2 separate regions of the Homo sapiens genome follow, and region 1 is linked to region 2. A link is a loop called in an ENCODE intact Hi-C map of the cell type or tissue named here. Cell type or tissue: heart right ventricle. All regions are shown on one strand. Region 1 overlaps LOC124901138 (a long non-coding RNA gene). Region 2 has its middle 16 kb from the start of C5orf47.

Evidence for each region. Hi-C counts contacts between places; a loop is a spot of excess contacts. Peaks named below come from ENCODE experiments on the same cell type or tissue, not always from the same donor. Only the 100,000 strongest peaks of a DNase experiment are listed, where the experiment ranks them.
Region 1: it touches region 2 in a loop (9-fold over the local background); 33 of 110 quality-filtered maps call a loop at or near these places.

Annotation. Positions count from the first base shown.
Region 1 is chr5:173,754,943-173,759,942 of GRCh38, reverse strand. It overlaps LOC124901138 (a long non-coding RNA gene), which reads left to right. Exons shown (of 2, transcript XR_007059060.1): 2 at 1-1,299. Among named protein-coding and RNA genes, the nearest start is that of LINC01484, 11 kb to the right of the region's middle. In heart right ventricle, no CTCF peak of the experiment used is centred here; no DNase peak of the experiment used is centred here; H3K27ac peaks cover 836 bases.
Region 2 is chr5:173,971,163-173,976,162 of GRCh38, reverse strand. No RefSeq gene overlaps it. Among named protein-coding and RNA genes, the nearest start is that of C5orf47, 16 kb to the left of the region's middle. RefSeq lists an enhancer at 2,892-2,971. In heart right ventricle, a CTCF peak has its summit at 2,808 (motif pointing right); a DNase peak (open chromatin) is centred at 2,802; H3K4me3 peaks cover 1,219 bases; H3K27ac peaks cover 1,000 bases.

The sequences.
Region 1 (5,000 bases), 220 kb after region 2:
CGATGAGGAGCTGGATCCTGCCAGCCGCCACGTGAGTGAGCTGGGAAGCAGATCCAACCCCATATCAGCACTGAGATGGTCACAGCCCCACGGACAGCCTGCTTGCAGCCTTGTGAGGGACCTTGAGCCTGAGGACCCAGCTAAGCCACACCCAGCTTCTCAACCCAGAGAAACAGTGAGATGATAAACTGAGCTGGCTTTTAAGCCACTAAGTTTTGGGGTAATTTGTGACACCGTAATGGATAATTAGTACAGCCAGTAACATAGGCAGATATGAGACAGTGCAAAATATTTTAGATTTTAGTGGTTATCCTTTGGGTTTTAGAGTTCTCCAGGTAGGTTCTCAACCTGGTACCCACATGTAATCCATCTGAGCTTCTGGTTCTGAACCTTCCTGATGCGTAAAATCTATGTATCATCTGAAGTTGGATGAAAACCGATGTTGCTTTATTAACATCGAGGTGGTAGGTGGGCAATGGGAGGTTGAAAACGTCGGGGACTAACCTCAACTGACAACCTATTGGACTCTGGCCCTTGCAGGATATTTTGCTGAGCGTTCAAGTATCTCACTGATCCTTAAGGGTATCCATGAATCCTGAGATGTGCAGTTAAGTAACTCACCCAGGAATAGCCAGCCAGCCAGAGGTGTGGCCAGGACCTTCCTGCAGCTCTGCCTCTGAGACCACCTGTATGCCACAGGGTTCTGACCTTACTCTCACCAGTGGCCCTTTCCAGAAACAGCTGGTCCACTGAGTGAGGACTGACGGTGGAGAAGGCAGAAAACCTGAGATACTTTATTGTTCCTGGGGAAATATGCCCAGGAAACCTTTCCAGGGAAGTTGAAGAAGCTGCATGTTGGCTATGGCAGAGGTGACATTCTGCCATTGCTCTCTACTAACAGAACCCCTATTATTACTGGGAGCGTCTACCTGCCCCATAAATTTCCCAGCCCCTCTTGCCATAGAGGGTACCCAATAAGATGTAAGTTGAAGTCATTGGGAGAAGCTTCCGGTAAAGATTTTTTAAAGTGCTGACTCATCTGAGAGGTGCCTCCTCTTGCACTGCTTGCCCCTTCTTGGTGCCAGGAATGTGGACATAATGGCTGGAGCTGCAGTAGCGTTTCATGACCATGCAGTGACCTTGACAGAGGAAGCCACTCTCTAAGGGTAGCAGAGCACAAAGATAGAGCCTTGTCTTCTTGGAAGGGATGACTGAGGAGCCATCATTCTAGCCTTTGACTTTTTGCATCAGGATTTATTTTATATGAGAGAAAAGAAAGTAAACTCTTTTGTTGTTTAAGCCACTGTTATCTGGGTTTTCTGTTACAGGTATCTGGTACCAGCCCTGAGTGATATACTTGCATTCTTAGTAAGGTGTTTAAGCAGGATTTGGGGATTTCATTTTTAAATGGCCAGGATCCCAGACTCTCAGAAAAAAAGTTCCCCTTCTCCCTCTCTTAGTTAAATAATTATTAGAGTGCTCTCCAGAATACAGGGACACTGAAATTTCCTGAGCACCTGCTCAAGGAAAAACCATACCCCACGCACTGTGCTCAAGTTGTATTCTTTGTACTTGCCTCACAGTGAATTTGTGAGATGGGATCACCAACCCATTTTATGGACGAGGAAATGGAAGTTGGACAGACTATACCACTGTTCAGGGAGACACAGCTAGAATCTGAACCCAGACCTCTCTGACTCCATGGCCCAGACTTTCTCTGTCTCCTGGGTCTAGAACTCTGTGTTCCGGTTTGGGCAGAAGGTGGGGCCAGTTGGACCATTCAGAGGGCCCTGGCTCAGGGTGCCATCCCTACCCCCAGATCTTCCACCTGCAGCCACAGGCAGAAGTCTTCTCCACTGCAAGGTGATAAAGCAGACAGCCCAGCTGGCCGTCCTCTCCTCACTCGCTGCCATCCTATTTAGTGGCCATCTGGCTTTCATCTCTGTGATTCTCGGACTGTCCCTCCTCGAGGTCCCTCTTAAAGAGGCAGACACACTGGCTTCAGTAAAGGACCTCCACTCCCAAGCCAATGCATCCCCAGCCTTTACCAGGACAAGCCTAACAAAGAAAAGGCCACACAACAGGGGTTTCTGGTAGCAACACAAGTCTATTTCAAACCTCGGATTAGAGTATCCGAAAGAATTACCTGTTCCAAGCAAACACGTTCCCACCCTCTGGCAGAAATGCGGTTGGAGCAGCCTGACGCCACGGCAGACTCCAAATACTCTCCACTGAAGCTTGCTTTATCCTGTTTGAAACTCCTCTGTCTGTCCCCAGAGAGTCTGGAAATACACTCTTTCTAGGAGCTGATGGAAAATTAACCCACATTATGAGAGAGCTAGTTGATGCTGCATTGGGGACAGGAAGGTCCATTTGAAAGGGGGAAAAAACAACAACAAAAAAAAAACATGTTCTTTGTAACCAGGACAAGGCTAACCATGCCTCCTCTCTATTGGTCCAAATCTATGCCAGCCTCCCACTGGCATCTGCGGGTGTGCTGAGAGCAAGCTATGGATTTCTATAGAGATTGTCACCATGGTACTAGGTATCTTATTCTGTTATGTCAAGAGGAAAAATAATCAAAAGGTCAAAGGAAGAAAATCTGCCAGAGGGCTTTTCTGTCTACAAATATTTATTAATGCTTTGGTGTGTTCCCGGCATCACATTAGATGCTAGCAATAGCAAGATAGGCCCAGAGAACTCACCTGTATTGCAAATCCACCGTGCGGCTATAACACAAGCCTAGCCACTGTTTATCCGTGATCCCATTTCTCTCTCATGGCAGCATTGAAAGGGCAACAGCATAATCCCTATTTTCTCAATTGGGGGATAAAATGAAGTGTAAGTGACTGCCCAGGTGCATCTAGAATTTGGGATGAAGGGTGTGGTCTGGACCAGGCCATCTCACTTGGAAATAGACAGTATGTGCGGTGGGGATTTGGAATATAAATGAATGAAAGGTCTAAGATGTGAGACAAGGGAGCCCACAAGGGTGTTGAGCACCTGCACCTAGCCACAGGGAGACTCTCTTGCCTCCCATTGGCTTGAGAGGCAGGAAAGGAAACTGCATTACCAGAGTCAGGTGGGGGCTGCAGTGGAGGAAGGGGCCTGGGCTTGGAGCAGGTGAGGGTTGGGCAGAGAATGGACAGTGGGTGAGATGGGAAATCAGGAGTCGTCGGCACAGATACGCTTCCTGACCAAGCTTGGGTCATGGTCCCCACCCTGGTGTTGAAGGCCTGGGACAGGGGATGCACCCCTGTAGTCATTAATCAGTTATCACTGCACTAATTCTGGGAAACAACTACAAAACTCAGTGGCTTATGCTAACAAGCCTTTCTATTTCTTACTCATGAATCTGAGAAAAAGTTGTGTCCCTGCTGGGAGGGACTGGGCTTGACTCTAGACTAATGTTGGGTTTGGGTCTGTACCGTGTCCCTCTCATCCTGTATAGACCAGGACACATGTTTTTCTCACCGGATAATAGGGGCACAGAAGACCAAATCACACAAACACATTTAGAGCCTCTGCTCAGCTCGCAAACACTCATGTGCCACCGGTTCACAAGAGTCACATGGCCAAGCTCGACTTCAGTCCCTTGGAGAGACAAATTCTCCCCTTCAATGGAGAGATACTGAAAAGTCATGTGATGAAGGGCATGGATGTCTAATTCTCTTAAAGGGGAATGAAGAATCGAAAGCAATATTCCAATCTATTCTATTCCCCAAAGTAAATAAAATGTTAACCCCAAACAAGAAATAAACGTAGGTTGAAAACCACCAATGCCCACCACAATGGTTTTGCGTAATACCCACTCGGACAAGTTGAAGAAGTTTGGTGGCAGGGGGCGGGAGTGAAGATATTTTCACTGGATTCTTTCTTGTCCTTGGGTCAAGACATGAAAAGTGCTGGTCAGTGCGACCATAGAGACTGGGATGGGGCAGGTCTCTGATGGAGACTTCAGGAGTCTGAACACAACACTGTCCCATTTGTGACATTTATGAATGCCATGATGATGAAATTCAGAGAAATGATGAAGTTGGGGATCATACCCCAACTCTGGGTCCTGAAACATTTGGAACTCCAACATATTATGAATGTCACGTCTGAGAAACTGAATCCAAACTCACTATTTTCACAGTGGTTGTTATCGGTCCTGCCCATTGGGCTTCAAAACCTGACCACATGGGCAAAAAGATTGGGAGATTTTGCTTAGTTCTGTGATCCTAATTATAGCCCTTCTCTGAACCTCAGTTGACTCATTTGCAAAATGGGACTAATAAGACCTGCTTCAGAGACATATGGAGACAACTCAAAGCAACACTGTGTGTGAACTAAGCTTGGAACCCATGAGGTGCTCAATGCATGTTGGTGCCTAGGCACCCTCCCCTTTGAAGCACGCCCATAACTGGTGGTTCCAGAGGACTCAAAGATCATGTTTTGTAGGGTGTGCCCAACAGAAAAGCTGATGAAGCAAGCACTCACTATTGGAGATGGGAAGCCTGCTCATTCCCGCACTTTAGCCCTCATTGGAAGTGGCCCATTCGACTTCAGGCATACTGCTTAAAGGGACACTTTGACAAAGGGTAGCAGGTTCAGCAAGAGCCACAGGAGAAAAAAAAAAAGGAACTCAACATCCTTTCTAATAAAAAAAAGTTGGAAGAGCAGAGGAGCATTAGGAAAGACAGAAATATAATGCCAAATATTTGCCAGAGTGACTTCTATTTTGAGAATATAGAACACTATCAGATGCAAATGGCAGGCTGGGGATTTTAGCTCAAAGTAGGGAAGGAATTTGCACCCATAACAGTTGCCTGAGTTTAGAACACACGGCCTTATCATGGGGCTTGGGTCAGACATATCTAGTTCAAATCCTGCCCTAGCTCCTCACTCCTCAGACAGCCTTGGGGCAAACATGTCTACTTCTCTAGGCTTCAGTCCAGACCAGAGTTTTGATCACATTAAAAGCTAAGAAAGGGGCAACAGACGACAAAGATTCTTGG
Region 2 (5,000 bases):
AAATAGGTAATGTTGCTGTGGATGTGGTGGAAAGGGAAGCCTTTCACATTGCTGTTGGGGATATAAACTAGTACAACCACTATGGAAAACAGCGTGGAGATTTCTTTTTAATTTTATTATTATTATACTTTAAGTTTTTTAAGTTTTAGGGTACATGTGCACAACGTGCAGGTTTGTTACATATGTATATATGTGCCATGTTGGGAGATTTCTTAAAGAACCAAAAGTAGATCTACCATTTGATCCAGCAATCCCACTACTGTGTATTTTCCCAAAGGAAAAGAAGTCATTTTATTTAAAAAAAAAAAAAAAAGACACTTGCACATGCATGTTTATAGCCATACAATTTGCAATTGCAAAAATATGGAACCAGTCCAAATGTCCATTCAGCAACGAGTGGATAAAGAAAATGTATATATATATATATATATATATATATATATATATATGCACACACACACACCATGGAATACTACTCAGCCATAAAAAGGAATAAAATAATGCATTCACAGCAACCTAGATGGAGTTGGAGACCATTATTCTAAGTGAAGTAACTCAGGAATGGAAAACCAAACATTGTATGTTCTCACTTATAAATTGGAGCTAAGCTATGAGGATGGAGGATGAGAATGATACAGTGCACTTTGGGAACTCAGGGGAAAGGGTGGGAGTGAGGGTGAGGGGTAAAATACTACACATTGGGTAGTCTACTACACTGCTCAGGTGTAGCAGCAACAGTGCACACTGCTTGGGTGATGGATGCACCAAAATCTCAGAAATCACCTCGAAAGCACTTATCCATGTAACCAAACACCACCTGTTCCACAAAAAACTATTGAAAATTTAAAACTACCATTATGGTAACCGAAGCCATTTGTTTCTCTTATTTTTTAGTCATTGGATTTTGAATTCTGGCATGCTGGAAAAATTTTTAAAATCAAATACCAGATGGTGTGTAATAAAAATTGTAGAGATTATTTGAAACTCCAGATAATGTTATCATTCTCCAGAGAGAATTTACTTTTGTTTCTGGTGGGCAGCTGAGGTAGAGGAAGTTCATCTTAATTCCTTATCTGGGATCAAGCTGATTTATAGCTGGGTTCAGTCTTTACAAAGGCTAGTGTATATCTTGTTTGGTCTTACTCTCTAGACTCTCGCTCTTAAATGCCCCAGTTGAAAGTCCAGGGTGTTTATCAGGGCCCTTTCTGGACCTGGTCTTATTTTTGTCCCTTACACCCCATGAGGCCACCTACAGCTCAGCGTCTTAGCCTCTAGGCTGTCACTCACGATCAGCCAATGTCTGGAGGAGAAGTCATGCTGGATATTGCATCACCGTGGTGCTTGTCTTCTGCCCAGACCTGTGCACAACCGGCCTCAAGGTCTTACCACCTCAGTAGCTCTCCAGTCCTTTTGAATATATATTTATATAAATATAAAATATATATTTTTAAATCTAGTGTTTATTTTGGTAGGAGAGACATCAAATCTGATACTAACTCCTTCCGCTTAGACAGAAGAACAGGGAAGGAGGAGATGTAGGCAACAGAGGAGACTGAAGCTACTGTGCCTTAAAACCCTGTTTTGGCCTGTCCATATGGAACAGTCACAGAGCTGTCTCACTGTCCCAGTCACCTGGGGCCTTCCCTGTTCTCCACGAGAGTCAGCATGCGGGGCTGCTAACAGGATGCCCAGCAGGATGACACGAGAGCCTGATAAGTGAGGGTGCACCCAGCTTACACCTTCTCACGGTGCAGATCTCAGCCTAAAGGCCCCTCTTGGGAGCTGCCATCCTGGACCCCTCTCTCCAAAGCAGCTCTGTCCTTGCGCCTTCCCTCACACATTGTCTCTACCATGCTCTGAAATTCTCTTATTTACTGTGTACTTGTTTATTGTCACCCTCCCCCACCTCAGCCTCATATCAGCACCTGCCCCCCTACCACCACCACCACCACCACCAGCCTCTTGGGACTCGAGTGTTCTGGTAAGAGGGGGAGAGGACTGTGGCTTATCTCAACACTTAGACATCATCTCCAGCATCTCCTTCACCTGCAGCAAGGGGCCAACCCTCAGTACCAGCGTGCGCCACCTCCACTGTTTCCCCAAAGTCTGCCCACTCCCGAGGTGGGGAAGCTCCTATGGCACTGCATCCCATCCCAGAATATGCTTATTACAAATTATAATCACCTGTGTACAAGTCTACCTCCCCAAGGAGACCATGGGGCCGGAACGTGCCTTTTCTGTTCATTCAAGTGTTCATGCCTGTCTCTCTCACCTGATAAGGCGAGGAGGAGTTTCTGCTCACTAGTCCTTCCCCCGCCCCCGTGGGCCGCAGAGCACCTGACACCATCCAGAGGTTCCCGTGGCTCCAGGCTTCTCTCCATGCTACCAGCCAATTTCTGAGCCCTGTCTCTGAGCCAGACCCGTGCTCGGTATGTACATGGAGTGCGTTATTCCATCCTTACGACCTAGGAGACAGGAACTGCCAATTCTGTGAGGTAGGGGCCGTGAGCCTCGTTTTACAGATAAGAAGGAGGAGGCACAGGAGAGGTTAAGTCGCTCAGCCAAAGTTACGGCAGGGAAGTCCCGGGGCAGGGACTCAAACCCAGGCTGTGTGGCTCTGGCTGCCACAGCCTGAGCCCCTATTCGAGACCGCGCCAATCACAGCATCCGTCACACTGTGTTATGGTTGTTTCTCTCTTCCCCTCCACGGAGCTTCTCCCGGAGGGAGACAGTCGACCAGAAGAGTGAAGAATGCAGGAAGGGCTGATTGGAAGCGGGGAGCCTTTGTCTTGCTCAGCTGACATTGTCCACCAGGTGGCAGTCACAGCTCCCGGATAAAGTCGTCCCTTTTCATCTCCCCCCTTCCCCTTTAAGAAGGAAACCCTTTTTTTCCCCCGACGCCGCCTCCCTCAATTTTTATTATTACCAAGAAGTGAAGTGAGTAGCCTCAACTCAAAACACGACTCCCTGCCTGAGCTTTTTGAAAACGGCACGTGGAGAAGGTGCGTCTCCAACCCCCGTGAGCCGCGGCGCAAGCGGAGAGAGGCAGGCGGGCTTGGGGGTGCGCAGCCTGGGAGCCCAGGATCCATGACGTGAGATGGAATTTCAGCCCACAAAAGAGGTGACTGGCTCCTCCCTCCCCACCCCTCATCAAACAGCTGCAGGAGCGCAGTTAACCAAACGGTGCATATTCCTAGTCATGAATTCCATTTGGCCAGCAGCAGGTCTGGGACATATGGTCCCCTGAGGACACCTCGGGGATGGCTGTCAGGAAAGGGCCTACCCACCTCATCTGCCTGAAATGCTGTTCCTTCACCCTCCGCTAGTTCTGCCACAGCTTCTGGCAGCTTCCATTGTGTTCCCAAGAGTGGAAAGGGGACTGATTCGGGGGGAGTGGGGAGCCGGAACACACCTTGCTCCTAAGTCCCCTAACTTTCAAAGTGCTAACCCCAGGACTGCTCTGTGAGGGAAAGAGGCCCAGGCCAATTCTATGTGTTGAGGGGAAGAGAGATTTCCTTTTTTATAATAAACAAATTGTGGGCCGGGTGCGGTGGCTCACGCCTCTAAATTCCAGCACTCTGGGAGGCCGAGGCGCGCGGATCACCTGAGGTCAAGAGTTGGAGACCAGCCTGGCCAACATGGCGAAACTCCGTCTCAACTAAAAATATAAAAATTAGCCAGGTGTGGTGGCGGGCGCCTGTAATCCCACCTGTTCAGGAGGCTGGGGCGGGAGAATCGCTTGAACCTGGGAGGCAGAGGTTGCAGTGAACCGAGATGGCGCCACTGCACTCCAGCCTGGGCGACAGATCAAGACTCCATCTCAAAAAAAAAAAAAAAAAAAACCACACACAGAAATTGATATATTTTAAATGTGTATGTTAAACAAATAAATAAATGCTATTAACCCTCAAAGTACAATGTAACATCCTTGTGCTCTTGTTGAGAATTAGGGGAAGATTGGATTCTTTGTGGGTTACCACAGAGGGTGTGATAATGGTACCAAGTTGAAAGGTGTTCAGGGCTCAATGCTATGATACCAGGCAGTGGAGCTCTATGGCTATTGTTCAGCCTTCAGATAATGTCAGCTGTCTCCATTTTCAGTCCTTTGTGAATGAAAGGACCCTGGGCCCAGGGGACCTGGCCCAACCCTGAAGGAATGGGAGGGCCCCACCCCTACAGGGAACTGAGATACAATTCTCTAGACCTGGTAGCAGGAAAACTGAGTGTTTCCTCCCTCCCCCTGCTGCCTCCACACCACAAAACCAACACAGACACACACCTGGGTTTTGCGCCCAGTCTCTTAATTAAGTTGCCTGCATCATCACTTCCATCTCATTTTCCTTCCAGAACCGCCCTTCCCGCCCCCGCCAAATTAGAGCACCGCTTGATCAGAATTAGAGTCTGTTTCATGCAACTAAGTATTAATACCACTCCTTACTTGTTGAAGCAGGATCTCATACCCTTTCAGATAAGCAAAGAATTTCAATGAGACTTCAGAGGACAGGGAGGGGATTGGGGTAACAGTCTCCCTTTGTAATCGATACCTTCCTTTTGAAGGTTCTGTGTGTCTAGGCAGGATTAGAACTGGCCTTGTTTCCTTCTGACTTCATGAAAGTTTTGCCTTTGCTGAAGTGTTCCAAGGGAACGAGATTAGTAATGCGTTGTAAATTGTGTTTCCTCCCAAAATAGTAGGGCACGTGGGACTTTGCCAACTCTCAAGTCACGCGCACGTGTCTTCCTCACTGCCCACGTTCTCTCTGACACGAAGAGCTAACGTGGCCCGGTTCTGCTGCCATCCTCCACTGACACCAGTGACACCAGCGCCACTGCTATCCCCTCCTAAGGGCTTCTCCTGCCCCACTCGGGCTCCTTTACAATCTATTCTTCCCACAGTTGTCCTGGTGATCGCAAATCAGTCCCATTCCTCCCCTGCAGCTACTCTTCACTGACTCTCCCTCTGTGTAATTAGAAATAAAATCTAAAGTCTCTACTGGGCTAAC